3 separate regions of the Mus musculus genome follow, and all the other regions are linked to region 2. Evidence: chromatin loops called from intact Hi-C (ENCODE). Cell type or tissue: left cerebral cortex. All regions are shown on one strand. Each heading gives the region's core, and the rest is flanking DNA. Links, peaks and the distances in the headings are about the cores only. Region 1 overlaps Fam171a1 (family with sequence similarity 171, member A1). Region 2 holds the start of Nmt2 (N-myristoyltransferase 2). Region 3 overlaps Fam171a1 (family with sequence similarity 171, member A1).

Region 1 (9,977 bases), core at 2,912-7,911, 66 kb after region 2:
TGGTAACACTTTACCTGCAATAATATAAAAGGAGACACAGCAAAACCAAAAGAATGAAAGCCATTCCTCCTAAAATGGCCAAAAGAAACACCGTGTGATACGTGGTAATGTCCTGTGTCATAACGGGACCTAGAAGGTCAGAAAATCGCATTTTAGAGCTTTGAATTCCTTCATGTAAGAATAGGAATAATGAGTTGAGAATGTAATGACTTAAAAAACAAAAAACAAAACCCTCTTCCTGCCTGCGAGACAGAGTGGCTGGTCAGAGACACGATGGCTGTTTTACCCAAGGTACCGTCACTCCCATCCATGACAGTCGCTAGCCCTTCAGTGGCTGGTAGCCCCTGATGCTCAGGTATGAAATGCTCTTATATCAAGGGGATTCCCACCCCTCCCCTTAGAGGAGAAGCTAGTCTCTCACAGCAGCATGCCCAGCATTCTAAATACATGATCTTTTCATAAAAGAAAATGAATGCATGATAAACCACTGAGTAGAACCTCATGTCCGAGAGGAACCAAGAACCTGGGGATTTTACAAGGTGGCTATGACAAAAAGTGGCTATGACTTTATTTTCACTTTTCCTGGAAATTACTGCTGTACAGAATATCTTTTGCCTGAATGAATTGCTTTAAATATATGATAGAAATTTACTGTAATTTTAAAATGTCAAGTCTGACCAAAATACTTTCCTATTTAAAGAAATTACATAGTCATCCACAATATTGTTTTTGTTTGTTTATTTTTATTTTTAGCAAGGCTAATCTCTTATGGTCATAGAACTCTCTAGCACTTAAAGAAAAGATTTGCTAGAGATAATCAGAACAAAACAACAGCTTTTAATTTGCAATGTAAAGAACACCAAGGGGTGGGTTTAAGTTTTGCTCCCAATGTTCCAGGGCAATGAGAATCGGCCTCATAATGTTGTGAATAATATAAATCGGTAGCTCACATGGTAGCTCAAAACAGATTGGTAACAAAACCTCTCAATGACATTTATTCTTGTCCAGTTCCCTGCACTGTCCAGGAGATGGGACACAGTGGCTTCATACTATTTATTAACAAGTACCCATTTGCTTTATTATAAATTTGCTTTTGATGTTCAATGACAGATTTCTTTTTTAGAAATATTTTTTAAGGAGACAAATTTTCACTCCCTCCCTTTCTCCCTGTTCCCTTCTCTCTTCTTTCCTGGGGTTTCACTATAAGACTGGGCTGGCCTGGTTGGCCTTGAACTTCCCGGAACTCTTCTGCCTCTGCTCCACTACAGCTTGGACGAGCCAGCATGTCTGGCTCAAATCTTTTAAAGAGCTAAATGAATCCAAGGAAGATTACTGGGTTTTGGAATTGATGATACTTCCTGAGTCCAGAAGAGAATGGAATTCTCTCTTAAATATTATATCTTATAAGATACACACACACACACACACACACACACACACACACACACACACACACACATATATATATATATATATATATATAATATTTCTTAAATTTAGTGGGGTGGGAAAGTGTGTACGTAGATGTCTGTAACTGCCTTAACTGTTCATAGGACATCTTAGTACAGAGATAATATTCAAAGACATTGGATTTGATCCTCCATACAGAAGTAAAGAGAAGGGCAGGGGGAGACTTTCGTCCTGTAAGACCATTCTCAAGGTCTGTTAAACACTCAGAATGTAATTATTTTAGCCCGTGTCAAAAGAAATCTTCATAAAACTCACAGCTTAAATTTTAGTCTCTGCTTAAGCTCAGAATTAAGGAACAAAACCGTAACCGTTTTCTTCTTGGTTTGTGGCGCAGGGAAGCATAGCTTCACTGAAATTTGTCTAAGTAAAAGACACAGTGGGAAGATTACCCACGAAGCAGCACCATGATGTGCACCACCGGGGCAGGGTGGGGCTGCTTTTCACAGCTTTGAGTCTTTTCTTTCACTGCGTGAGAACTCCTGGGGGCGGGGGGGGGGGGGGGGGGGACCTGTGCTGGGATGCCCTTGCTTTCCTCTTTATAAAAGCTCATATTAATATTAACCTGTTGCATGGTGGGAAAATTGACAGCCACAGTTGTTTGAAATCCATCTAAGAAAACTTCCCTTTGGTGGCTGGACTTTGTGGCGTTCACTCTGGTACCTGTGGCATTTCATTTCTTCCTCTCTTTTGTCTACTTTTGCATACTCCAAATTAGGGAAACAGGGTGTTTCTGTGGCAGGCTTACGCTGGCAATGCTGCGAGAGCAATTCCTTCGAGGAAAGCGCCGAAGAGTGTGTATTTCTTAGACAGGAATGTGGTGACTGAAAGGAAGGCTTTTCCACACCCATCTAGGACTAGCTCCATCCTAGTAGTCACTTAGAAGGCCAAAGCATGAATTCTAATGCTTCAACATTAATTCCATTGCTAAAATATTTCGAGCTCTCATTTGGAAATGCATCGATCGTGTCTTTGTATGAAGTATCTTTTAATCAGCTCAATCAGGTATCTTTTAACCTATCTCAATTTTGTAACTCAGAACAGATGTGCTTTAACATGTGTTCAAAACAACACAAAACAATATTTCTGATGTAGCCCCAGCATAAACAATGGTAAGGAAAGTGGATTTTCCAAGGTGGGTGAGTCCAAGTGGCATGCATGGCTTTTAAAGGCAGTGAAGGGAGATATCACTAGGAAGAATTCTCATGAGAAGCACAATGTCCTGCAATATCACTGGAATTATGTAAGTATATATACATACACACATATATGCATATATTTATCATATCCTAAACTCAACTCACATATTCTAAGTGAAGATTACTCTTTTTAACATTAGGCAGCTAGCTTTTCACTAAACTGATCAGAAATGCTAAAGCAAGCATTTTGCCTCAAGAAGCCCCCAGTGATGGCTTTTGGCTGAGAGTTTGGCCTTCAAGTTTACAGATACACTAGGCCACAGCTGTTTTGGGAACTAGGGAGGAGAAGGTCCCAGCCTCTTCTGAACACTTTCATTAAGAATTCCTAAAGGCAGCTGTTTGAGCAAGATGGAACTGGAGACAAGACCATTTCCACGCCTGGTGCCTGGCCTCCATGTCAAAGTTCCAGGTACTGCTCTCCACTGACAAAACAGCCTTTACCATTTGACCTTCCGAAAGAACACACCATGAACTGCCTATAGAAGTTATATTTAAGTGAATGCTGAGCTCAGATCCCCAAAAGAAATCCACCCGGATTGCCAGCCCTGTTGGTTCTGTGTTACCTGGGATGGGGGGAGACATGGCTGCCACCCAGTACCCCAGCTGGGGAGCAATGTACGTCCACGTGAGCTGACTGCCTTCCTGGTGCACCAGGCCCAGACCACTCTTCAGCCACGTTCCTGTGGGGGTGCAGAAAAGAACTTCATCAGGGTACATTGACACGAATGTTTATAAAATCCACTTTAAATGTCGCATTCACAACTTGCTGGATAGCCCAGTCAGTCACATTACCACCTACAGATTGTACACAACTTTCGGTAAAAAGTCTTTGTGACTTCTCTGCAGGGAAAGGTGAATAGTTTTGAATTTTTTTGTGTTATCAGCTAACTGCATTTCAGTCACTTTAGTGCCTGCCTCTTTTTCCAAACAGAAAGTCTGAGCAGAAGGCCCCAGAGTTCCGAAGGGTCAGAGTGATGGCGTCAGTGTGCTAGGAGTTGGTAGAGATGGGAAAAGGGAGGATAGAGTCGTTCATAGTATTTACATTTAAGCGAATAAACATATTCCTTATCCTAGTTAAGGCTAGGTCTCAATTATTTAGAAAAGATTTATTTGCTTATCTATGTTCACAGCACCAGGGATGCCAAGCAATTACTCTGCCACTGAGCCCCACCTACCTCCAGCCTCATATTTAAAAATACCCATTCATCAATGCCATTTTCGCATATCCTGGATGAGTAAGTCTGGTGTGGGCAGTAATATTAAAAAGTTGCCATTAAGAAAAATCTGCCGTGTGCTAGCTTACCATGATACACTCATGGCCTTATATTCATGATCTATGATTCCCACAACAATGCCATACCCCATGATTTCATTTCCTTGGGGGAAGGGAGATTGAGGAATGATGGGCTTTAGAACTCTCACAAGACCTGGGTGCTGTGAGCACAGCACGGGACCTGGGTCTGCCTGGCTGCAAGGCGGACGTTGCTTCTGCTGCTGGGCCATGCAACACTCCCACAGACCTTCTTGGAGACGGATGACTCTGTTCCTTTCTCAAGCCTTCAGGCAGAGGCTCACAGATGGACAAAGTAGTTCTAGGCTAACGGACTGTTTCCTAGCTCAAAAGGCAACACTGCTCACCAGCAGGAACCTTGTATCTCGAGGCCTGTGATGGCCTCTGTGGGCAGAAGCCCAAGAGGGAGGCAGCCAGGTAAGTGACCCCCAAGGCTTGTGCACACCTCTCCTGAACCAGCAATGGTTGCACAGGCTGCACACACAGGGATGCTTTTGAGCCCTCCCTACTCCTACAATCATGGACCACCCGAAATGGCCACGTGGATGATCCTGGCTGGATCAAGTGTGTCAAGCAGCTGACCCTATGTCTCAAGTTCCAGGGTCACATTTTGCTGAGGAACTGGAGATAAAAACAAAAGAAAACAAAACAACACTTGGGCTGCTTCTAGGCATTACTAGTTGCTATGGCGACACTCAAATGCAGTGGGTGGGAAGGTGCTTCCCACCTCACACCCCCTTTCCTTTGCACAGCAGTGGCAAGGAAGGCAGGAAACGCCAGGCATAGTAAGGGCTCTGCATTCATGAGTTATGAATGTGACAGGCCTGCCTGAGAGGTCATGGCTATAGGTGATTTTGGTTCAAGCTAAAGCAGAATGTAAGCTACAACAAGGTTTCTAAAACAAGTGTGAGACCATGTCATGAATCATGCCAACCCAGAGATCGCGTAGCATCTGAGAGTACCAGTGGTTCCATGGGCCTTCTAAGGAAAGGGAAACAGAAGACACTGAACACAGTAGAAAGGAGGGTTTCTATGCTGGGCAAGGATATTTCTCCAGAAGAAGAGAACGGGTAAGTTTCAGCTTCTCCCATCACCCCCTCATGCTCCCTTCCTGCGTGACTCACAAACCCCACCCACTCCCACGCACTGCTCCTCCACCGGCACAGCAGGCAGCATCTTCGGATTAGCCAGGATGTGGCCATGCATTTTTTTGGTTGGCTGTTTCTCCAGATTAGATGTTTGAGTCACTGCTCTTCAAATGGATGCTAAATGGGATCCAACAGACAAGAGCTGGAAGCTGAGTCCTAATTCCTGTTCATTCATAAACTGCCAACTCTGCCCAAGTTGCTTCTTAGAAGAAAATCAACTGAAATGGACTGGAAAAATTCCTCCAAGTTACACATGACGCAAGCCAAGTGGGTGGAGCTATTATCAACACTGCGAGTCCATACCCACTGCCAAGATGACCGGTCCCTGTTCTAGATAGAACATAGAAAGGCCATATGCTAAAGATGTCCAAAGTGCTTTGGAAGGTCAAGGGAATATTGTCACCTGGAGTGGTGGAGTAGGGCTTGTCAGTAAGGACAACAGATGCGGACGGGGAGAGGAGGGTGACAAGGCCACTCAGGAAATGGAGCAACATGGAGAAGCATGGAGCAGTGGACCAAGGACTGGGAAGACAGGTTCAAGGTGAACAGGAGGTAGTGGCTAGGCTATGGCTGGGAGGAGCTTCACATTTGCTGGTAGACCTGGGAGAAAACACCAGAGCTATAGAACCTGAAAACCAAGGCCAACTACAGTCCTGTGCCATGCGCCTGTCCTAGCTAGTCCTCATGACTGACTGCTGTTGTGGGTCTAACCTCACATACCATGCGCTTGTCCTAGCTAGTCCTCATGACTGACTGCTGTTGTGGGTCTAACCTCACATACCATGCGCTTGTCCTAGCTAGTCCTCATGACTGACTGCTGTTGTGGGTCTAACCTCACATACCTTTCCTCTGTTCTAAAAGACACACATCAGAGTGGGGAGAACTTCCCACACATCTGCACATTCTGTCTCTCCTCCTTCCTGGGAAATGTTTTTACCGTACCATGTGCTGCTTACATGCTGTTTTACGTCTGATCTCCTCCAATGGGTTACAAGCTCTGAGAGTGTCCACCTACGTATTGTATACCGTTTTGTCTTCTACTAAGTGTACGGGTTCCCTTCTCTACCACCCTTATCTCTTCCAATTCCCAACATTAGTTGGTAAAGAAAGAAGGCTAGAGGGGAAAGGGGGGTGTCAATTTGATCTCATGGACTACTTCCTGATGATTAGGGAAGGTCCTTGGGGCAATGCTGATCTTTATTAGGATAACTACAAGGAGCCAGCAGCCAGCAGGAAGCAGCAGCAGGAACAGGAGCAGTAGCCACTGCATCTCTTGGGGGCTCTAGCATTTTTATACCCTCAAGAGTTTCTAAGATTCCTATCTGCAGCTGGCAAAATCACACCCCGACAGAGCACAAGGCAAATCATAGCCAGCTGCTGTGGGCAGTCTAAATCAGCCCCATATTCCACACATGGGATTAAAACAAAAACACTCCTATAATGTTTCTGTGTTTAAAGAAGCCAAAATTCTCATTACAACCAAGTACCTCGAACTATCTTCAAATAGGAACTTACTTTCACATCGAGTGAATGCTAGAGAAGCAATCCAACAAATAGCATCAGTATCCTTCCGAGAAAGGCTGGATGTAGTTGACAAGAAAGTGATCCTAGCGGCAGTGGGGCTAAACTGGGACGCTCCCCTTCCAAACGGCAGGGAGAGAAGCCAGCTGGGGAGAGGCATTAACTTTGGCAGACCTTCTATATAATACACAACAGGGTCTGACAAAAGTGTGACGCTGTTTTGGGATTCGATCGTGCTGTTCCTGGCAAGGACATCTTCTAAGATTTCTGTTTTTAAGGAAGGGGAGGCCACAGGAATCGTAAGAATTAATGAACTGTGTGCTGGCAACATATGCTTCTCACTCCTGAGACCCTGACGCTATATATGCAGAACGAATGATGGGGCTTTCCTACCTGGGGAGGGAGAGGAGGGCTTCCCAACAGTACATTGGTGCACTGAAGTGGGAACTGTGGTGAAGATGGGCAGCAAGGCATGGGTTCCTGTTACAGGCAAACCCACCAGCGAGCAGACAAAGCTCATTCAGGTGCCCCGTGCTGAAAAGGTTATGAGATAGCAGGGTGCTAAAAAGGGCACTTTCATGTGCACATGTGTGGATGCCAGCCCTGTTCAGACTGCGCAGAGCAGGGTTTCCTCCTTTTTTTTTTTTTTTTTTTTTTTTTTTTTTTTTTTTTTTTTTTTGGCTTTTTCGAGACAGGGTTTCTCTGTGTAGCCCTGGCTGACCTGGAACTCACTCTGTAGTCCAGGCTGGCCTCGAACTCAGAAATCCACCTGCCTCTGCCTCCCAAGTGCTGAGATTAAAGGCGTGCACCACCATTGCCAGGTTAGGTTTTCCTTTTAAAAGTGGAAGAAATATCCAACTGTAAAAGATCTTTATTTTTCTACACCTTCCACAAGGGTGAGGCCACTTTTGGATGGCTGCTGGTACTGCTGAATATGGCCTCTATGAAAGGGCCGTCCTTGTTAAGATTCTCATCTTTGCGATCCAATCACAGGGCAGGCCCCAGTGAACAACATTTCCTGGCTTCTTTAGCCCTACTTCATCTGCTCTGGACTTTTATCTTTCCCTAGCCCGCTCCTTCTCAACCCCTTCCCATGGCTTCCCTGTAGGTTTTCTCTGTAGGACTCCTGTGTCTACTTCATACGCAGGCAATTGAGACCACTGCTGGGACACACAGAGATAATGGCTGTCACTTGTTGATGGCAGTTAGGCAGAACCTACACTTCCTAGTGCATTTCCAGCCCCACCCACGGTGGCTTTAAGGTGGAAAGGCCATGTGCAGCTGCATCAAACTGATTTCAGAGTTAGCAGGGTGGCTTATTTGCTCCGACATGAGCTGTGGTTGGGACTGTTTGTGAAGGTCATGTGGTTCCCCTGCCAACATGGAGGAAAGAGGTGTTGCAAGATTGGAATTTCTAGCTAATCAATTCTCAAACAGCTTTAGGGAATTTGGACCCCTTTTAATGGAATCTTGAGCAAAAATGAATACATACAACAGACAAAGGAAAGCTGCTCATAGAAAGGGGAGCAAAGTCCCTTCCCAAAGGGACATTCTGCTGTACCTGCCAAAGTAGTGACAGAAACAAAGAAATAAGAATATGTTTTCATTTTAATCCCAGGTGTGGGAGGTGGGGCTGCTGTAGACTGTCCACAGCAGCTGACTATGATTTGTCTCATGCTTTAGCAGAGACATGATTTTGTCGGCTGCAGATGGTTTCTCCGATTGTGTGACATTTGAATTCTGGGAACTTTTCAGAGGGTTTATAAACTGAGAGGTGGGGTGGGTTGTTGGTTGGTGTTTGTAGTATACAATGAAGAAACAACAGCAAAAAGAAAGGAGATATCCTGAGTGTGAAGATCAAACTTTCCCTAGTCAGCAGGAAAGTAATCTAATGATAATGTTGTCCCCTTTCAGACTGCTGACTTTATTTAGATCTCTCTCTCTCCTCCTCCATCTTCCTTTCTCTCCTATCTAGTAATAGGGGGTGAAACCTGAGGGAATAAAGGGTGGGAAGAGAAGAACGCACAAAGTAGCAAAAAGAAAGCTACATGCCAACATCTGAGAAGGAAGTTTGACACAAATAATGAAATCTGCATGTAATTTTGATTCAGACACAAGGGGTTTTCTTGATAACTTGAGGCCATGGTCATGATCAATGGCAGGTCTAGGTTCAATGACCCTAGGAACATGGACTTGAGGATTCTGGAGAAGGTTGGTCACTCTTATGAAAAATAGTTTTTCTGCTGCCCATATGTTCACTGTCCTTCCTATACATTATGTCCTTGTTGTCAAGTTCTGTTCCTTTACTGCCGCTGAGGTCCAACTTGTCACACTCAGCACTGTTACTGTCCCCTTATCAAGGTGTGTGTGAGGGAGGACAATCCAATTATCAAACAGTGGCAACCTGAATCCTCACACACACACACACACACACACACACACAGAGAGAGAGAGAGAGAGAGAGAGAGAGAGAGAGAGAGAGAGAGAGAAATATTTTCAGGAATGTGCGAGGTGTTGAGAAGTGTGCCTCTCTTTTGGAAGTGTTTTTGTTATGGAGTTAGCTGGCATGGTTCACTGTGTGGCAAGCATTATGAGTTATTTAAACAGGAGCTGCATTTGACTCTAATGACTATTACATATACTAACTATCAGATAAGGTACCTCATCCTTATCTTTAAGATGGGATGGAGTCTCCTAGCAATCACTGAAGTGCTAGTTGGTTACTATGCAACAACAAAATCAACTTTTATTTATATAAAATAAAAGTATATATAAAGGACTCTAAAATGTGAAAAAGGACTCACTTAAAATGCAACATATCCTTTGAAAGAAGCCTAAAGAGCCTAGATTTATCTTGCTTGGCATATTTATTTTGCCTGAATACTTCTCTTTAATAGGAAAGCTACCTCAGCTTAACTTCATAATAAGTACAAAGATCTGATGTTATGAACATCATTGAGTTAAAGGAATTATAAGCAGAACCCAACAACACTAGAACATATTACACATTAAAGTTGACTCCTTGCATATTAGGCAAAACACCAGAATACAAGACTTTTCTCTCTTGTTGAGACTTTTACCATATTAGACTTCAAAGCACTTGAGGGCCAGCTAATCTTATGAGTGTGAATTCTAGCCTGGCCACTTTCCAGTTTTGTGAAATGAAGACATGTCCCACATGCACAGAAGAGGATGGACATTTCCGTCACGTCTTTAAGCGGTTGAAGGTTACCCCCTTCCCAGTTCCATAGTACGTGGCCTGGGCATTTTAATATGTGCAGTTCAGTACCCCACTTCTTACTCTATGTATTCTAATTGATATATTCTTCCTGCACAAACTTAGAATAACTT
Region 2 (9,977 bases), core at 2,473-7,472:
TAGAAACAACAAAGATCCAAAAATTCATATGGAGGCACAAAAGACACTGAATAGTCAAAGCAAGACTGAGCAAAAGGAACAATACTGGAGGTACCTCATTTCAAGATGCACTACCGGCCACAACAGAAACAGCATGGTACTGGCACAGAAACCAACTTGTAGGCCAGTAGAACAGATAGAGGCTATGGAATAAACACCACAATGACAGTCAGACCTAATTTTTAACAAAGATGCCAAAAGCCTATTTTGAACAAAAGCAAGCCTTGTCAACAAATGTTGCTACAAAACTGGATATCCAAGTATAAAAGAACAAAACTAGATCTGTACTTCTCACTTTACAGGAAAAGAGATCGATTCAAATCCTAATATGAGACTGCAACTTTAAAATTGCTACAGGGAAGCATAAGGAAAGCACTTAGATACCGGTGAAGATGCTTTCTAGACGTATCAGGAAATGTTAGAAAGAGTTGGCAAACGGAACTGATGGAATTAAAAGGCTTCTGCACAAGTGAAGTGATAGCTCATGGTGGAAGAAAACTCTTTGCCAGTTATACATATGACAGAAGTATCTAGATTCTGTAAAGATTACCAAGGAACCAAACAATCTAGTCAGTAAAGGGTCAAAGGAAATGAACAGGCAGCTGTCAAGAGATGAAATACAAACAGCTAATAAATATTCAAAAAATACAGCTCAGCATTCTTGGCCACTAGGAAACAGCAATTAAAACATTGAAATTCCATCTCATCCCCAGTCTGAGAGACTACCTAATAATATTACTGAGTAAACACAACAAATGGTAACTAGGATGGTGGGGGAAAGGCAGCCGTTGTCTGTTGGTGGAAGAAATGTAAATTATCCTAACCAGTATGGAAATCAGTATAGAGGGTCAATAATAATAACAACAGTAACAGTAACAACAACAACAACCAGTAACAACTATTTTATGAATCAGTTATGCCACTCTTGGGAATATACCCAAAGAACTCTAAATCAATATAAAACCTTTTATTATTTTGTCTCAAGCTTTTTTTTTTAATTTTTTATTAGGTATTTAGCTCATTTACATTTCCAATGCTATACCAAAAGTCCCCCATACCCACCCACCCCCACTCCCCTACCTACCCACTCCCCCTTTTTGGCCCTGGCGTTCCCCTGTACTGGGGCATATAAATTTTGCGTGTCCAATGGGCCTCTTGTCTCAAGCTTTTTTTTTTTTTTTTTTTGAGACAATGCTGGCTATGACTTAAACGCAAGGTTTTCCTCAGCTTCCAAAGGCCAGGATTACAGCCACCACATTTAACTAAATTTTTTGTGGTATCAGGGATTAAATAAAGCCAGATAGATATGCATAGTGGGCAACTCCTCTACCAGGAAAGTACATTCCTGTACCACCTCCACCCCCAATTTCTGATTGCCACAAGGTGAGCAATCGTATTCCTTAAGTCATTCTATGCTGGGCTTCTGCCCCACCAGTCACAAAACTGAACTAACGGACCACAGCCAGAAAGCCCTGAAATTGTGTGTCCAAAAAAAAAAAAAAATCAATCTTTCATTCTTTAAACTGTTTTTCCCATGTAATTGTCACAGTGATTAAAAAGCTGATTTTCATAGGATGAAGCTAAGGAGTCCTCTAGGATGTAGTTTACAAGTGGAGAAAACATTCCTTAATAGGGCAAGAAGACCTTGGGTTTAAGTAGACTTAACATTGTGGCCATCTTCAACAGTTTTTCCAAATCCCTTCAGAAACTGAGAAGGCAGAACAAATCAAGACTGAGTAGAATAGTCCATATTAAAGACCCTGAATTACCTCTGCAGCCTCACACTGGGGTAGGCAAGTTCCTAGCAGAGTCATCCTGGAGACAACCTCTCCCCACTGCCACCCAGCAAAGGAATGATAGCTTCAGTCATTTGGACTTTTCATTGGCCTCAAAGTTTTCAAGTTTCCTCAAGCTCCACGAATCAGGTGGTAAGGCAAGTCACTGAAGGGATCTTTTTAGGAAATCCTCAATTATCTTACTTCTAATTGTCCATATTTTATTTGAAAATAATAAAACTACATTGTCTGAGCTATCATCTCACTACTTAAAACTGCCAATCTCCTTGTTCATCAATGCTTTGAGAATGCATGTAACTTTTAGAGTGGTATACTGCTACCATACTTGGGTGGACCAAAGAGTTGATGTACACACTTCCCATGACAAAGATGACACTCAAGTATTTTATAATACTTATGCTATTGCTTTAAATTAAACACAAAACCTCATCTTCTGTTTATGGGCATTCAATATTACCCATAAAATAAAATATAAAGCTAATGAAGAAAATTCTGCAAAAACAAAAGCATAGTGGTATCTCACTGTGTATTTTTCCTTTATTTGTATCTACAGTTTCAACACAGTAAGCTAGAATAACTCCTAGATGCATTATACTGAATGTTGGGTGTATATTAATCCTTTCAAGCCACAGGGGAGCTATTGAACAAATTACAGCTCCATGTACTGACCATGGCCTATTGGCTCAGAAGTAATACTTTGCCTATTAGAGGTAAAACATTATCTGTTCATTCTCCAGAGGCTCTTTATTTGTTGTTTATTTAAACTAGTGGAGAATGAAGAGGCCAAGTAAGGAAGGAAAAGTTTTCTATATTTTAACACTGATAAACTTTAGCTACTTAAAGAAAACTTGGGTTTCTATGGAGCACTATCAATTCATGAGCCAAATAAAACAGAACGACTTCCTTAAATTGTACTGTCTAAATTGAAATCAAAAGAGGAAAGCAGTTCAACAGAGCAGAACAGTTACTTCGGTTTTGCTAATCTCTCTATACTTTAATATATAACAATTACTCCATTATATTAATTTTTTAAACTATAAGTTATCATGTTGCCTACTCTTGGTTAAAACAGCCCAATCTACTGGGCAGCTCTAAATTTTGATTAAGCATCCTAATATATAATTAATGTGCTGATGTGTAATAAATCTGGAAACCTCTTAACTGGGCCCAAAATGCCTGTGGATGCTCTTATGGGAACTTCAAACAGCCTACCTATAGCAAGGCATCAAACAATTCCAGATCAGTGGTTGCAGAGAAGAGTATGTCTTTGTACCAAGGGTATCCTGGACTTTGTAAGGAAGGAAGCTTGATTTAAACCCCCACCCTAGCATACCAATCACACAGAACAATATAACTTGAAGAGAGATAAGTCCAGGGTCTCCCCAGAAAGATAACCTACGGGTGCTGAAGTTCCTTGAGTTATCTATCCACTGGCGTGCATATGGACCCACTTCTGGCAAGACGGCTAGTGTTTCAAAAATACACTCATATTTAGCTATCACAGGCAAATTTCTATTACTCATAAACAGAACTCAGGCTAAGATTTCTGAAGAATTGCCTCTCTGGGCTTAAAAAAAATCTAGACTTGAATGATAACATTCAGTACTTGCAGCTGCCACTGAACTGTTCGCTGAAAACCTTAAAAAGCAACATGCCAAAGGGAGATATATGTAGTCAGCTTTTCTTTTTTGACATTTGTCATTTAATATCTGATAACGTATTCAAGATCAATACAGCCTCCTTTCTTAAAGCTTAAAGTAAACGTTGAAATAAAATACAAATACTTTAAAGACTCTCCATGAACTGAATAAATAAGCCATCTGTGACTCAGGCTTCCCTATCGTGTTTTTAGGCTGACCCACTTCTCCAGTCACCATGGTTCGCAGAATCTCACTTCTAAGGGGCAGCAGTAACAGTCTGTGCCAGCGCATAGTTTGAATCCAACAGGGTAAAAGGCTGAGGCAAACAGCACCTACAAAGGGACACCGGTCTTTATTTAAAATGATCCTCCAAACCCCGCCTCTAAAACAGAACTTCAATACCAGCCTTAACCAGAAGCAGTCTTTTCTCGAAGAAAAAAAAATCAAGTCTGTAGGGGAGAAAAGAGGGCAGCATAGATTGAGAAACCGATCAAATGTTAAAGTACTTGGTGCATTTGGCTTTGGAGATCAGACACCAGTTTTGCAGGAGGGGCAAGGTCGGGGCCGCGGGAACTCCGTTCACCCGTCAGCTCTGCTCTAGAAAGCTCTGAGGGCACGCTCAGAGGCCGCAAAGCTGAACGCCCTCAGGCGTCGGCTGAGACCTGTCTCCCTCCCCCTCTCCCGGTCTCGGCGCCCCTTTCCCGGCCTGGGAGGCAGAACTTTGCGCAGTTCGTCGCCAGCAGCCGAGACCGCCAGAGGCGCATCCCTATCCCACCCCCACCGCCGGCTCTGCGGGTTTCCTCTCTACAGGGGGTTAGTGGCGGCTGGGGGGGGGGGGCGCGAAAGAACTAGAAGGATGCCAAGGCACAAGTGGAACGACTTGCATCTCCCTCGCCTCGCCGGTCCAAGACGCCGCCACCGCAAAGGGAAGGGCCTTGCGTCCTTGCTAAGTTCCCACCCGAACCACTCGCCGTGGTAGGGTGAGGCCAAGCCAGCGGGGGCGCGCGGCAGGTGACTGTCGCGTCGCGGGTTCCCGGGCCCGAGTCGCAGTCTCCCCGCCCACCTCAGCCCTCGCCCACCACTGCGTGCTCCCCGAGAGCTGGGAGACCTGCACCTCACAATGGTCTCGGGATGAGGACACCGCCAAACGGAGCCTCCGGTCTAGGGGCTCCCGCACGCCACGAGCGGGCGCGGGAGCCCTGAGGTGCGCGCGGTCCCCGCCCTGTCGCGCCCGCGCGCCACCTCCTACCCTTTGGCGTGTTCGGTCTCCTCCTCATTGTCTCCGTCTATTCCGCACGTGTCCTGGTCGTCCAGCTCTAGGCTCTGCTGGCTGGCCGCAGACTCGCTGTCCTCCGCCATCGCGGCGGCTCCGAACGGCTGGGGAGGCGGCGCTCCGAGCAGCAAGCAAGGCGCGACAGGGCGGGCGCGGCCGCAGCTCCCTCTAGTGCCGCCCACCCTCGGGCACCGAGTCTCGAGTCTGCGGCCCCGCCCACCCCCCGGTCACGCCCATCACAGCCGGCCCGGCCCCGCCCACTCCCTTGAGGCTCCCGCCTGTCTATGCAGTCCCGCCCGCCTCAGTCAGGGCGGGCCCCGCCCACATTGCGTGCCTACACCCGCCCACTTCATCAGTTCTCCCACTTAGGCAGTCGAGGCCCCGCCTACCTCGCCTTCCCACTTCCGCCTATTTTAGCGGGTGAAGACCGGCTCCTCTCGTGGTCCCGTTTCCGCCTGGGCTAGCGAGGCTCCGCCCACCTCGCCTTCCGCTTCGGCTCCACTCCGCCAGCACTGCCCCGCCCACCTCGCTCGCCCGCTCGGGCCTCCTCAGCGGGCACGGCCCCGCCCACCTCAGCCAGCAGAAGGGCGAAAGCACGAGGCCGGCCCTTCCTCAGTCTAAAGCTGTGAGGTGGGGCGGTGGGGGAATGGTGGAGCCGGAGCGGGAGCCGGAGGCCGAGGCTTTTGGGCTTGGGGCGTGGCCTGAATGAGGATGCGTTTGTGGCTCCAAGGCTAGACCTGGTCACTGCAGGCTGGATTGCAGGGCTGCGCGGCAGCCTTTGCGACCACTGCCTACAGATTCTATATGTCTGTGTGCCTCAGCGCTCTCGACTTCTGCAGGGATTTTTTTTTTCACTCAGGCCTGCGATTCCCTAAAGCTCTCCCTGCCTCCTCTTCCACATGTTCTTCAAAATTTTCCATTTCACATTTTAGTATCTAATGCTTATCGAGCCAAAGCTCCGCCCTCCCCACCTCCCCGCTGCAAGCAGCCTCAGAGTCCTCAACAGAAAATGACTGGAGTTGGTTTTTGTTTGGTTGACTGGGGTTTTTGTTTGTTTGGTTGGTTTTTTTCTTTTGCTTGCATGTTTTTGTCTAGATGGGTTCGGCTGAGAACAGAATGAACATTTTGTGAAACATGAAGACACCCAGATTAGGGGGATTGGGTCGTTTTAGGCAAGTCTGTCGGCTCTCTCCTAAGTGAAGGTCATGACCTAGACCACCAAGGAAACCTGTATGGGCAGTGTTGAAATCGTCCTCCATCAGGAAACAGGAGAGGAAGAAAGCCAAGCATGGTGGCCCATGCCTGTTATCCCAGCAGTCCTGGATGTAAAAAGTCCCGGAGGTCAAAATGAGGAGTTCTTTGAGGCCAGCATCCACTGCATACAGAGTTCAAGGACATCTTGAGCAACAACAGACTCCTCTCAGGGAAAATAAAGGACTGGGGGATAGAGGAAAGAGAATCTCCTGGGTGTACCAGATAAGGCAAAGGTGAAATCCATATTGCTGTTAAATACTTCCCACAGCAGGCACTCGGTTGCATTCCAGAGACAGGGATTTTTCAAAGATCCTGCCAGACCACCAGAAGACTGTGAGGCGGTTTTACAAAGGCAGTTGCTGAGAAAGTTACCCAAACTCTGTAACGAGGGGAAAACTCCCTAAAAGCCACCTGAAAATTTTAGTGTAAAGCAAATCTCCCCCCAAACACGCACACAAGTGCACACACACACACACACACATGACTATGTGGTTAACATGCAATGAGCTCGAATGACCTAGAGACAAAACTTGCAGAGCAATTTCAAAGCCCAACATTTGTCTGACCTTCTTGGAGGAAGTGTAAGTGGGACCCAAAGATGGAGAAAATGCACTTCTGTGCTTAACAATTGCAACTATTTCTCAGACAAGGTCAAATGTGGCCTCTAGGTTCAGACTTTAGGATAAAGGCAGGCAGAGATGACTAAGGTTCCTGACCCTCATCTTCATAAACTGAATATAGCTGAATAATTAACCTGTCAACAGAGACCTAACCAGGAGGTATGAAGTCAGTCATTTTAACCTGTCAGAGGGCTTGGTGGCAAGACAATAGAGACTGGGGAAATCAATATCAAGATTAACATATAAAGGAAGCCAATAGGCAAAGAAAACATGGAAGCCTTCCCTCCCACCCCCTACCCTCAGTCCACATAGCACAGAATAGAAAAACACATTATAAGCACATTGTATTCAAATGTGTGAGAGACTGGTGCTTTCTGAATGTCCTGTGAAGGTTCCTGTGTCTTATGGCATAGTCTTTTGAGGCCCTTCCCTCAGCCCACTAACCCACTCTGTTTCTCAGGAGTGCCATTTCTTTCTTAGTAAAGTAACTATTTCTAACCGTGTGTTCCCCAGTGCAGTTTCTTATCCTGAGACACAAGAGTCAGGTGCTCTCTGAGCTCAGAGCAACCCATGTCTATAACATGTTCAAGCATTTTTCAAACTCCCAAGGCAAAGGAAATACAGCACACATTTATTTATTTTAACTTTCAACAAACATTACCTAAGAAACCAAAAAAAAAAAAAAAATCAAGAAAGCAAATAATTCTGGAGAAATTGAAGAGAGGACATTAGAATTCAGTAAACATCAGAAAATAATGACAAGCAGGGAACATTGTTCTGCAGAATGCAAAGGAACAGGGCCAGACATTTGCACAGTGTTAGATTGAAGCCTTATATAATCCAAATGCTTCTCTGCAGAATATTAATCTTTTACAGGAGAGAGAAGTTTGTGGCCAGCCCCGGAGGAGTCCTAAATTCTATCATCATGTGCAGAAACTCACCTCGCCTCCAAAGGGCTTTCTGTCTCTCTCTGGCTTCATCCAGGAGTCAGAGCCAAGTGGCAGTGTCGGGAAGATGAAATCCAAGTTGAGGGGAAAACACTTGTGCAGAGTGTTTGCCAGTGTGTTAAAAGTGTCCCGTGGGACTTTCTCCTTCTGCTTGGCTTATCTTTTTATGGAATACAAGTACAAGATTGTGTTGTTGATCTTGTTCACTTCTTTTTAAAGTATATATATATATATATATATATATATATATTTTTTTTTTTTGGTTTTTCGAGACAGGGTTTCTCTGTATAGCCCTGGCTGTCCTGGAACTCACTCTGTAGACCAGGCTGGCCTCGAACTCAGAAATTCACCTGCCTCTGCCTCCCGAGTGCTGGGATTAAAGGCATGCGCCACCACGCCCGGCTTAAAGTATATTTTTAAGCGTCATAAAATATGCAGTGTAGAACTTACTGTCAAACATTTTGTAAGCATATAGGTTGGTTTCATTTCACACCACCAATACGTAGAACATTTCCCCTTGCTGAACTACACCTCTATACCCATTAAGCAACTCCTTGGTTACATCTTCTGGTCAGACTGTGGGAAATACCGGTCTACTTTTGTGTATGTAAATCTGACTACTGTAGAAAGTCATATAAACTCTTCACCTTTTTTTTTTAAGATTGATTTATTTCACATAATATAATGGTCTCAACATCCTTTATGTTAAAGCATGTGTTGGCGCTTCCTTTCCTTTGAAAGCTAAATACTATTCCATTGCCTGTATGTGTTATGAGTCCATTCATCAGTGGGCATTGAATTTTTTTCCATTCTTTGGGTACTATGAAAGCAAGACCTTGCTTTCAGTTCTGGTGAACAATTCAAACAGAAGTAAAGTGGCTGAATCATATGCTATTTAAGTTTTTGAGAAACAGACAATGGTGTCTATACACGGCTGCTCTGTGTCCATTCCTGTGAATACACAAGGGTTCTTACTTATCTGTAAGACTTGTCTGGAGACTCCAATGCTTGTCCCTCCTACTACACTTCTTTCCTTTCTTTTGTCCAACAACAGCAGTCCGACTGGGTGGGGATGACATAATTCAATATAACCAGGGACACATAGCATGCTTAGATATAAAGCACATTTTAAAGCCAATAATAAATATTATGTTTCCATGTTTGTGTGTGCAAATGTACATATAGGTATGTCTGTGTGTTTGGAGGCCAGAGAACAACCTTGGGTCTCATTCCTCAGGTGCAATCCATCAGTATTTTTGTTTTTGTTTATGGTTTTGTTTTGTTTTGTCTTGTTTTTTAAACTGGCTTGAAATTCAACCATGTAGGCTAGGCTGGATGGCCTGGGAGCCCCAGGGATCTTGTAATCTTTGCTTTTCTTGACCTCGGGTTACAAAAATGTGTTATCACTCCAAATATTTTTTCAAATGTAGCTTTGGAGGATCACACTCATGCTTGGAAGGCAAGCATTTTCCTGACTGGGGTATCTACCCTGCCCACTAAGCAAGTTTTTGAAGTGATGGCACATGCCTATAGTCCCAGTAGCTTAGGAGGCTGGGGGAGAATTGTGCTTGAGAGTTCAAGGCCAGTATCTTGGGTGTCAGGCAAATTATGTTTGACCTGAGCCTTGGAGAACAGACCTGTAAGCCCAATACTAGAAAGACCGAGGCAAGATTATTAGTTCCAGGACAGCCTGGGCTAAATAGCTAGAAAACCCTGTTCAAAAAAGAAAAAAGAAATGAAGAAAGAAAAAAAAAAGCTGTACATTTGAAATACATTTTGAGAGCAATTCAAAGTCTTTCACCCCTATTGCTAATTATTTTGTGTATATTTTTCTTATTGTGTGAATGAGTAAGAAGGTGCCACAGTATTGTATTATATATATCCCAATGTTGTGAGTCTATCTGGACTGCACAGGACAAGCCTAAGTATAACCTCACTGATTTTCCTGAAAGATGCAGAGATGTTGCCATGGAGGAAGAAGCAAGGTTTTCTTTTGGAGCTGAGAGGCTCCTTCCTTTGGTAAAGAGGGCCTCTTTGAAACAACACTGCTTTCTGAACTCTGGAAAGCACAGGCACTGTCTACCAGCACATCCCAGGGTACTGTGCTTCCCATGCTCATTTCTCAAAATACATACAGATGGAATATGCCTGAGTCGTGTTATTATAGCTTCTTGCTATAACTTCTAGAAAGCCAGCGAATGGGTCACTCTACCTCATACCTCATTTCTCCTGGTTTGTAAGCCCCAACGCTTTCTCCCTAGTCCAGTTGCAAAAGCACTGAGGTGCCATTTCTCCTACCATGGGTTTCCTGTGAGCTCAAGGTAACAGTGCTAGGAAAGAGAGACGCAGTTTGACTAAATTCTCCTAGAAATAGAGATTTCTTCCAGGGATTCCATGTGAGCACCCTG
Region 3 (9,977 bases), core at 1,574-6,573, 110 kb after region 2:
CCACAAGCTGCTTCGTCCTTTATTTTTTTCCTGCTCATGTGACAGATAACTGAGAGGCAGCACAACACTAGGAAACAGGTTAGATATTCATTCATCCTTCCTGCTTGCTGGCCACCAGCTCCCACGGCCTCGGGCTGCTACAGTTGCTGGGAGACTCACGATGGGCTCTGCAACTGTCCCAGCAAAACTGATATAAGCATGCCAGTACTGCTGTTTGGTCATCACAAATGTGTTAAAGGCTGGGGAGATGGCTCGGCAGGTACAGGTATAGCGTCTTCTGTGTGAGCAGGAGGTTTTGAGGTTAGATCTCAGCACGGACATAAAAATGCAAGCATAGCAATGCATGCTCATAATATCAGTGTTGTGGAGATGGAGACATGAGGATTCCCAAGCTTGCTGACAAGCCAGACTAGTCAAACTGGTGAACTCTAGGTTTGGTGAGACACTGTCTCAAAAGAAAAGGTAGACAATGATAGAGGAAGACTTCTACCTCGAGGCCCTCAGAAACATATACATATGTGCATGCCCATGTTTCCGACATTTGCACACACACACACACACACACACACACACACTTTTGTTTTTAAAGGGAGGCCCTAAAGAATGTGGCAAAAGGAGGTTGGAAGCATAAAGAGGTCAGATATGTGTACAGAGGGACAGCACCAAGTCAATAATACTAGCAAAAGCAGATAATCAAGGTTGAAAATACACAGGTCTACACTGCTGACAAATTAAAATGAAATGAATGATTTCCCTTTATTCAGGCATGAGATGCTTACTGAGCTCTGACTCTGCCCCTAGGGCTGCAACTGTCACAGCACGCATGGGTGGTAAAGAAGACAGGCAAGTACCAAGCAAATGCAACAGCTGCAGAGAGCCAGGGAGGTCTCAGAAGCAAGACAAGGAGGCACTTCCAGGAGAAGCCATAGTGGGTTATGCAAGATGCAAAGGGTCCGAGAGGATGCTGGGCAAGCAGGGGTCAGATTACTCTGCGAGCTTCATGTAAGAGCTATTGGAAGTCACAGAGGAGTCAGGCAGTTTGTGGATATCAAACTTGTGCTATAGAAACCTCTAGGTCTGGGTGACACATGTTCTGAGCCTGAGGCAAGTATTCAGAATGAGCATCTGGCTCAGGCAATCTAACAATCTAGGGAGGAGATGACGATGGAGCAGGCTCCAGCCTCAGTAGGCATTAACTGACGGGGGCAACTCCAGAGCTAGACACTATTTCAAAAGAGGTGCCCACTCCTGTAAATGCTTTATGCTCAGGAAAGGAGTGAACCTGGCACACCCACCCACCCACCACTTGCTTCATGTGTTAAGCTGCCTTCAATCTGAAAAGCTGGTGGTAACTGGGAACGTTGAGGGAGGTAGGAACCAGGAGATCATACAAGTGACCATAGAGGCTCAGACACAGACCGTGCAGAGCTAGGCTCTCTGGATTAGACCCACATGGTAGAAGGAGAGAATTAACCTTTTTTATTTTTTTTAAATTAACCTTTATTTTTATTTTATATGTATAGGTATTGTGCTTGCCTGCATGTATGTCTGTATACCACATACATGCAATGCCTATGGAGACCAGAAGAGGGCAGTGGTCCGCTAGGACTGGAATGACAGAATGTTCGAGAGCTGGGAATAGGATCTGGGTCCTCTCAAAGATGCAAAACACATGAAACTGAAGAACGAAGACCAAAGTGTGGACACTTTGCCCCTTCTTAGAATTGGAAACAATCATCCATGGAAGGAGTTACAGAGACAAAGTTTGGAGCTGAGACAAAAGGATGGACCATCTAGAGACTGCCATATCCAGGGATCCATCCCATAATTAGCCTCCAAACGATGGCACCATTGCATACACTAGCAAGCATTTGCTGAAAGTACCATGATATAGCTGTCTCTTGTGAGACTAGGCCGGGGCCTAGCAAACACATAAGTGGATGCTCACAGTCAGCTATTGGATGGATCACAGGGCCCCCAATGGAGGAGCTAGAGAAAGTACCCAAGGAGCTAAAGAGATCTGCAATCCTGTAGGTGCAACAACATTATGAACTAACCACTACCCTGGAGCTCTTGACTCTAGCTGCATATGTATCAAAAGATGGCCTAGTCGGCCATCACTGGAAAGGGAGGCCCATTGGACATGCAAACTTTATATGCCCCAGTACAGGGGAACGCCAGGGACAAAAAGTGGGAATGGGTGGGTAGGGAGTGGGGGGGGGAGGGTATGAGGGACTTTTGGGATAGCATTGGAAATGTAATTGAGGAAAATACGTAATAAAAAAATATTAAAAAAAAAAAAAAGAGCAACCACTAGTAACGTCTGAACAATGTCTCCAGCCCCCAAAACAATTCTTGAAAGTGTTTTGTTGTTGTTGTTCTGTTTTGTTTTAAACTTTTACATGAATGCTGGAGCATGCACATCCTATCCTAAACAAATAAATTTAAAAATAATAAAAAGGATCAAGGCCACAGCATGAAAATTAGGGATGGGATATGCCATACACAGTCAATCCCCCAGTCTTGTCTTTCTGCAGGCGGTGTAGCACACATGTATAACACAGAGAGTTTCTTACTTAAGTTGGTCTTCCTTGCCACCCAAGTAATATGCTAAACTATAACACAAATCAACTCAGTTTTCAGTAATATTCACATTATAAAAAAACCCCTGGAAGTGGGCGAGTGGGAAGGGTGTCGCCAGGCAACCTTTGATGATTCATGCAATTTTATGGTAATGTAACATTTACTAACAATTGGGATTAAAGCTTCTGATCTCTCTGCACTGTATGATAAGATGTGGTTTGTGAGCAAACAGAGCAAGAGGACATTCCCTCTCGCCAGCCTCTTAGACTCCACCATGTCCATGCCTTCTAATACGGGCCACTTTGTTTATGTTCTGTGATACATTTTGGAAGACATCACTTAGCACTGACTTAGCATGACATGTTAAGATTCATAACAGTAGCAAATTACAGTTATGAAGTAGCAATAAAGTAATTTCATGGTTGGGGTCACCCCACCATGAGAAACTGTTTTCAAGGTGGAGAAGCACTACCCTACACGCTGATGGGGATACAGGTTTTGTAGAGTAATACGCTGCATTAGACTATCCAGTCAGCAAAAGTCATCCTACTGTTGACATCTGGAAGGGGCATTTGACTGTGTGAGGCTCTGTTTATCAACACGACTCCCTCTTTAACTCTGAAAGGAAGAGTCTACAATTGGCCCTGGGTAAGGAGCATTATTAAACGTTGTCTTCCAGCCATGACATGACTGTCACAGACACGAAAACGCAGCAGCCATGGTTATCGGCACAAGAAATAAAATAAAGCAAGCAAACAGAAGACATCAGAGTGGGAGGAGTCTTCTGGGCAAGCAGCAGTCAGTAAGAGTGGGAGAGGGGCAAGAAAGAGGGAACCAGGGGTGGATATCATCACGGTAGGCTGTCTTTAAGTATGCAATTGTTAAAAGATGAATAATACATGAATAAAAATAGAATTGCTCTCAAGAAGCCGTATCCTGCTTCTTTGCTGTTCAGTGGGAGCTCAGAGTACCCTTTGAAGCAGGGACATCTGATTTCTAATCTGAACTTGGGACACCGTTCTGTTTGTTCCTTATTGTTTGTATCTATTGCTGGGTTCTGTTGAGTTTGATTCCAAAACACACATCTCCCAGATAGCCTCCACTGTGTATCCTGTCAACGCTGCCCTACTTCAACCCCTCACCATCCATCATGCAGACCGCAAGCTGCATAGCCTAGTAACAAAACTGGCCTTCAGCCCTGGGTCTTGAAATTCCAGAAATCAGAGGGCCCAGGAAGCCAGGACAACATTTGTTGAGGTGGGGATGCTGGGAAAGAGACTTCCATCTGTGGTTGGGCCAGAACCACTGTTGGGATGGACATGGCTTCCTGGTTATTGGTTATGGGGTTCAGCTGGAAGTACTTTCCGGGAGAAATGACAAGCAGGGTTGTGAGAGGAAGGCAAGAAATGAGCAGCGTGGGTAAGCTTGCACCTTCCCAGGCTCCCTGGTCACCAAGACAGAGAGGGGATAGCCCAGGCTCTGCTGGGTTCATATAGACAGAAAGGGGATAGCCCAGGCTCTGCTGGGTTCATACAGACAGAGAGGGCATAGCCCAGGCTCTGCTGGGTTCATACAGACAGAGAGGGCATAGCCCAGGCTCTGCTGGGTTCATACAGATAGAGGGGACAGCCCAGACTCTGCTGGGTTGACATACTGACACACTGTACTTGATCTGGAGGATAGATGCAGGTTCTTCCATTGGCCAAAAGACTACAGGGGAGTTGTCCAGTTTGGAACTGTGGAGGGACATTCTTGCCATATGGCTAGGAACCTGCTCTGGTGTTGAGCCTGCCTTCTCAGATGTTCTGTGATACACAAAAGTTTTATGTGGGTCTCTCTTCTATTCTCATGAAGACTGCTAGAGGGAGTAGTGCTGTTTGCTCTCCCGGATGCTGGACCATCCAGGACCGACCGACTGAACAGTGACCAGGAGAATCTCTCTCAACGACATCCCTTGGCCTTCCCCCACCCCAGGCCTTCCTCCTACCCCAGGCCTTCCCCCACCCCAGGCCTTCCTCCTACCCCAGGCCTTCCCCCACCCCAGGCCTTCCTCCTACCCCAGGCCTTCCCCCTACCCCAGGCCTTCCCCCTACCCCAAGCCTTCCCTTATGATCTCTACTCTGTCTACTCAGACTGAGGGAACCCAAGAGGTAGTTGCTCAGGCCTCTTCCTGCCTCATACACTCATACAGTGAATTATTTCTAGTCAGGAATTTAGCCAGCCAGCACCTCTAACTCAGTCTCAGGTTTTGCCAGTCCCAGAGTCTGGAAGTGGGAGGCAGTGTATGTTGAGGAATTTTCCCTGCCTTCATTCACAGCGCCTCTGCTCTTGGCAGACATGAACAGTTTGGCTCTGTGGGCACGGACTAGTCCATTTTAAGCAGTACAGGGAGCATCTGCCTTGTGGGCAGGAAACTAAACATTATCTTTCAGAAGTCCAGCATTATCTTTTGGACATTTCCTCTCTCACTGTCACAGATTTAGAACTAAGTGCAACAAGGCTGTTTCAAATTGTTGGCAAGGGAGGAGGCGGCTCCAAGCAGTAAGTTAAAAGCTGACATAATTGCAGGGACAAGAGGACGGAATTATGGTATGTAATCCCCACACAGGCAGGGATTCCCGAAACTGGGATTTGATAAAATTGCCTGAAGACACAAAAAAAGGCAGAAAACATGCTTGCTTTCTTCCCAGCCCCCTTCAGCTTCAAATAATGTCTGTTTTATTTTTACATAAATGATGGAATACATTTATTTTATAATATATCATCCAAGCATCAAATTAAGCATTTTCTATCACTCCTTTAAAACCATTCACTGGTGCAGAACCGTCCAGAACACTGAAGGTTTTCACTGGACCAAAGCTGGGAGAAATTTTCGCTTGCCTTTTTAACCCCCCACCCTTCTGCACTCTCAACACTGAGTCTAACAAGCTCTAGGAAGTTGTGGGACCTGACTTGGAGAGGTGGTGACTTGTGTGGAGCTGGTGGCTGCCTGTTAGAGCTTTGGCTTCCCTTCCGAATTTCTCCAAACTGGCTTTCTTTTGGGGTTGGGTTTTAACTTTTCCTTTCCTAAAATATTTTTGAGCTGAATTTCCACAGTAGTCCATCCTAGCAGGAAATCTGACATCTCTCTGGCTTGGTTCTCAGAGCCTTGTAGAAAGAAAGCCACTTCTCCCTTGCAGGCCTGCTCTCTGATGTCATGTTGTCTGGCGCTCTGGGAAGTGCCCCGCAGCAGGCAGAGCAGCTGAGCAGGAAGTCACCACTCTGAGCACCCAACACTATGATATGCTATATTTAACCCCAATCTAGCAGATTCACCATGGGCTTCACAGCTCTTAACTGAAATGGTAAAAGATCATTTAGTCACTTAAAACATTGTCTAAAACGAGAGTTTTACCAGACCCTTGCTCTTCTTTTATCTAAGATATGTGTGCTTCTGTTACTTGGGTCTCAGCACAGCAGTGTGTGGTTTGAATCTCTGTCACTAGATAGCCAGGAAAAGCAGGCTGGAGAAGGCCTTCTAAGTGCAGGACAGCTTTCTACCAGGCTGTCTTATCTCTTTCACAAACACAAAAGGCTTACTTGACTTAATGATCTGATAAAATTAAGATGTACTTTGTCACTTGTATTCCCATAATTTATTTATCTTTCATATGGGGTACATGCATCTTCTATTATTTACTTTTATTTCTTAAATAGATCATTTAAAGTTTTCAAATCTGAGAGAATGAAGTCCAGTAAAAATTACACATATATTTTATAGACCTATTATATACTTTATACTAGATTATGTGTTAGAGTATTAATTAATTAGTATAATTAGTGTACACCTGTAACAATAACTATATGAGATCAAGACAAGTTTGAGCTACATAAAAATTCCTTGCCTCAAAAAGAGATTATTGTGTCATATATAAACCGAAGAAGGATAGTAACATTTCACATAGCTTAATGATTATCTGCTATAACTTGTATGCTCTTGGATTCCCTTCCCAGCCTTATTATGGCACTTGGCAATTCTTGTGTCTGATTCTAAAAGGAATACTCACCTTGGTGAGTGCAGAGGTCAGACCCCTGTACTGGCCCCCCACAGAGTATGGACAGTGCAGGCACACTTCAGTGCAGGGCCCTAGAAACCCCTAGTCAGCCCTCTCCAGCTATTCTCCAGGTAGCACCTGTCACTGTCGATGGTACAAAGAGCCTCTGCAAACCTCTCTGTTGATCTGAGGTCATGTGTGATAAGGAACTCCTACCTCTGCTCAGTTTATTCTTAAAAGCATTGCTTAGTGTTCACTAGGGTATTGCAATCTCTATACCAGTATCTGGCTTCCTTTCTACCCACTGGAGCAGCATGGAGAAGATAAGTTTGCAACAACGGCCCTTGGGAACACAGACCGCCATTCTGCGCACCATTTAATGGTCTACCACCCCAGCCAGCTGACTCGCGCACAGCAGCTCGGGGAGAGAAGGCAATGTGGTCGACACAGCAGCTTCAGCTTGCAATGTGGTAGACACAGCAGCTTCAGCTTGGGAAACAAAGAGAAGAGCTCTGTTCAGGGAGCCAGTGAGGGTTCCTCGCACATTCTTAGAGCATCTTACTCCCATCACAGTCTTGACAGGCTCTGCACACGATGTGCTCTCTTCCCTCAACCTCTCGAGCTCTCTGTGTCTCCTATGCACACACTTCTGGCTTGGCCAGAAGATCTCAGGGCAACCAATCAGTGTATTCTTTTACCCCTTTGTCTATATGTCCATAACCTGTTTGAAGCACAAACTGATGAGTATCCAATGAGCAGGAATTTCTAACCCACTTGTCAGAATGTTGAGATGTAGAATACCAAACATTTATAAAAATACATCAGTTAAAGGAATATGTCTCTCTCTGTCTTTGTGTCTCTCTCTCTCTCACACAAACACAGGCACAGAAACACACACACACACACACACACACACACACACACACACACACACACACATATCCCTACTTTTGTATTTTTCAAGTGTCAGGATAACTTTCACTTGAAGCACACTATAATAGAAACAGAAAAATATCAACACCCTCCCGTAAGTTCTGGCTAAGGCTCCTGTAAAGTCCGTCCATTCACTCTGAGGTAAGCCGTCATCCACACTCTGTTATGCTGCATGATAAAAAGGAAGATTGTTGGGGCTGCTTCAGCATGTGCCTTCTGCCATCAGAGCAAATTTAGGATAGCTGGATTCTTGCAGCTAGCCAAGGTGTTCCTGAGCTAAACATCTCAGGGTCTTTTGAAAGCTACTGCTGGACTTGCATAATTTACGTGCATAACCACATGCTCATGGGAAAAATTAAAGACATCATGTTCCTATGATCTCACCTAAATAAGCTATCTCATCAGTTATACAGCAAACTAGACTGATCCGACCCCAGCCTTCTGCATGTACTATCAGGAACCACTTAAGGACTTACTCAGCAAAAAGATAATGTGGCTTGTCCAAAGAATAATTAAAACAGCTAATGATATAAAACATAGTAAATATGGTTAAAGAGGAAAAAAGTCATGGTCAGTCCAAGCTTCACAGAACTTGTCCATAGAGGCTGATGGATATTCACAGGTCTAGCAATAGTCTCATTGTTGTCAGACACTGTACGATAGATAATGGTAATTACACAGCAGTGCAAACATGAGATGTGTTCACTGAGCTCACAAGCTCACCGTATAACTGAACACGAGAAGGACAGTGACACAATATGGTGACAAACAGACACAGCTTTAAGGTACTGCTGCTTCACTGGTGTTTAAAAATGCCCAGGAAGGCACAGATTCCTGTCATGCAGATATGGAAGATGCTGGGGATGCCTAAGTTAATGAGCGACGGTAAACATGTCTGGAAAACTAGCGTACACACCTCAGCCAAGCTTCAGACATCTGTTGGAAGATGCTAGTGCAGTGGTTACCAAGGCAACCTGGGTAGGGGAAAAATTGTGTGTGCATATTTCCAGCTCCACCTATACCATTTCTCTGGGGAGAGGGGGTCTAGGGATACAGTAAGAGCAAAACTGTATAGCATTTATTTTGCACAAAGCCTTGAGATTTGAAGAGAATGATAATGGTTATTTTAGCAAATCATATCTCCCCATGGGAAGAGGCTCAGCACATACAAGCGCTAAACGGGAGGCAACTGGGAGGAATTGGATTCATTAATTACTTTGAGAATTAAAGAAAATGGGAAAGAAAGGGCCAGCGGAAGAGGCTGCTGGAAGGCTGTGAACGGCTCGAGTGTGTGAGACTCCCTGGCACTTGAAATAGTACAAGAGACAGATGAAGGCGCCCTCAGAAGCTCAAGTTTAATCAATGTGGCGATTAAGTTACACATATGAGCTTATCTCTCAAAGAAAGGGAGCTATTTAACAAGCTACACTGAGCTGTTTCATTGCGAAGCACGATCCAGACGGAGCCGACATTCCAAGCCACATCAGTGTCTATTTAGGAACATTTTTGGAGTGTCCATTTTGTGGCAAAGCAGTATGGGAAGGGATTCGATGCTGCTAACTCAATCAGGTCTTGAAACGTTTACAGCCTCTGTGTAGCCCAGGCTGGCCTCGAACTCATGATCCTCCTTCCTCTGCCTCCTTCAGCAAATCCTACCAGGATACACTACCACAACTGGCATTTACAGCCTCTGCCAATCCACCACTCTTTGTTCATAAAATAGCAATGTCAACTGCCTTGAAGAGATTGTAGGTTTTGCTGGAAGACTGACGGGTAACAATATTTATATCACATCTGATAGTAGACTCTTCCTGATGTCACTACATGGCAAGCACCCTACTAATCTTACCTGTGAAACAGTCTAAAAACCATCACCTTTACCACAACCACTACTGCTCTCGCTGTCATCCGCTATTAACCCTTCACCATCACTATCACCACCATTCGAACTCCCCCTATTGGTACCCACCCCCACTAGCATCATGACCCACCAGCACTGCCACTACTAGTGCTACCACACTGTCAGCTTCTTAGTCACAGAAAAATGGAAGTTGAGAGAGTGTACTTCTTGGGTACAGAGCTTTGGGCTCTGGCAGCCTGAATTTAGTGTCAGCTCTGCCACTTACAACGTACAGTTTCAAAGTAGAATTTTTTCTCCTGTATAAGAAATAGGCGATGTCTCTGCTCCTAATCTCTCGGCTACTGAGAGGTACCAGTGTGAGGTACTTCTCATAGAGTGAGACACATATTAGACATTTTTATAATCATCTGATCTCTGATTATTTGACTGCTAAGATAGCACATGAAAGAACCTAAAAGATCCCAAGAGACCTCTGGACAGGTTCTAATGAGGAGTTGGCCGTACCTTGGTGATTTTGTATCTTCCTCTCACACATAATAGTGATAACACAGCATGCCTCATCTATT

Evidence for each region. A loop is a pair of places that touch in the nucleus more often than their neighbours do. Peaks named below come from ENCODE experiments on the same cell type or tissue, not always from the same donor. Only the 100,000 strongest peaks of a DNase experiment are listed, where the experiment ranks them.
Region 1: a loop joins it to region 2, with 8 times the contacts of the local background. A loop is called at or near these places in 3 of 42 quality-filtered maps.
Region 3: it touches region 2 in a loop (5-fold over the local background); 3 of 42 quality-filtered maps call a loop at or near these places.

What each region holds. Positions count from the first base shown.
Region 1 is chr2:3,213,622-3,223,598 of GRCm38, reverse strand. It overlaps Fam171a1 (family with sequence similarity 171, member A1), which reads right to left. Exons shown (of 8, transcript NM_001081161.2): 6 at 3,230-3,346; 7 at 15-129. Among named protein-coding and RNA genes, the nearest start is that of Nmt2, 66 kb to the left of the region's middle. In left cerebral cortex, for the core only: no CTCF peak of the experiment used is centred there; DNase peaks (open chromatin) are centred at 4,297, 4,725 and 5,160; H3K27ac peaks cover 2,291 bases.
Region 2 is chr2:3,279,154-3,289,130 of GRCm38, reverse strand. Nmt2 (N-myristoyltransferase 2) reads right to left here and starts at 4,919. Exons shown (of 14, transcript NM_008708.2): 1 at 4,725-4,919. The coding sequence starts at 4,834. In left cerebral cortex, for the core only: CTCF peaks have their summits at 3,428 and 4,863; DNase peaks (open chromatin) are centred at 4,511, 5,134, 5,658, 6,267 and 1 more place; H3K4me3 peaks cover 2,974 bases; H3K27ac peaks cover 2,700 bases.
Region 3 is chr2:3,167,797-3,177,773 of GRCm38, reverse strand. All of the region lies in intron 1 of Fam171a1 (family with sequence similarity 171, member A1), which reads right to left. Among named protein-coding and RNA genes, the nearest start is that of Fam171a1, 54 kb to the right of the region's middle. In left cerebral cortex, for the core only: CTCF peaks have their summits at 1,582 (motif pointing right) and 4,428; DNase peaks (open chromatin) are centred at 4,321, 4,967, 5,574, 5,775 and 3 more places; H3K27ac peaks cover 3,457 bases.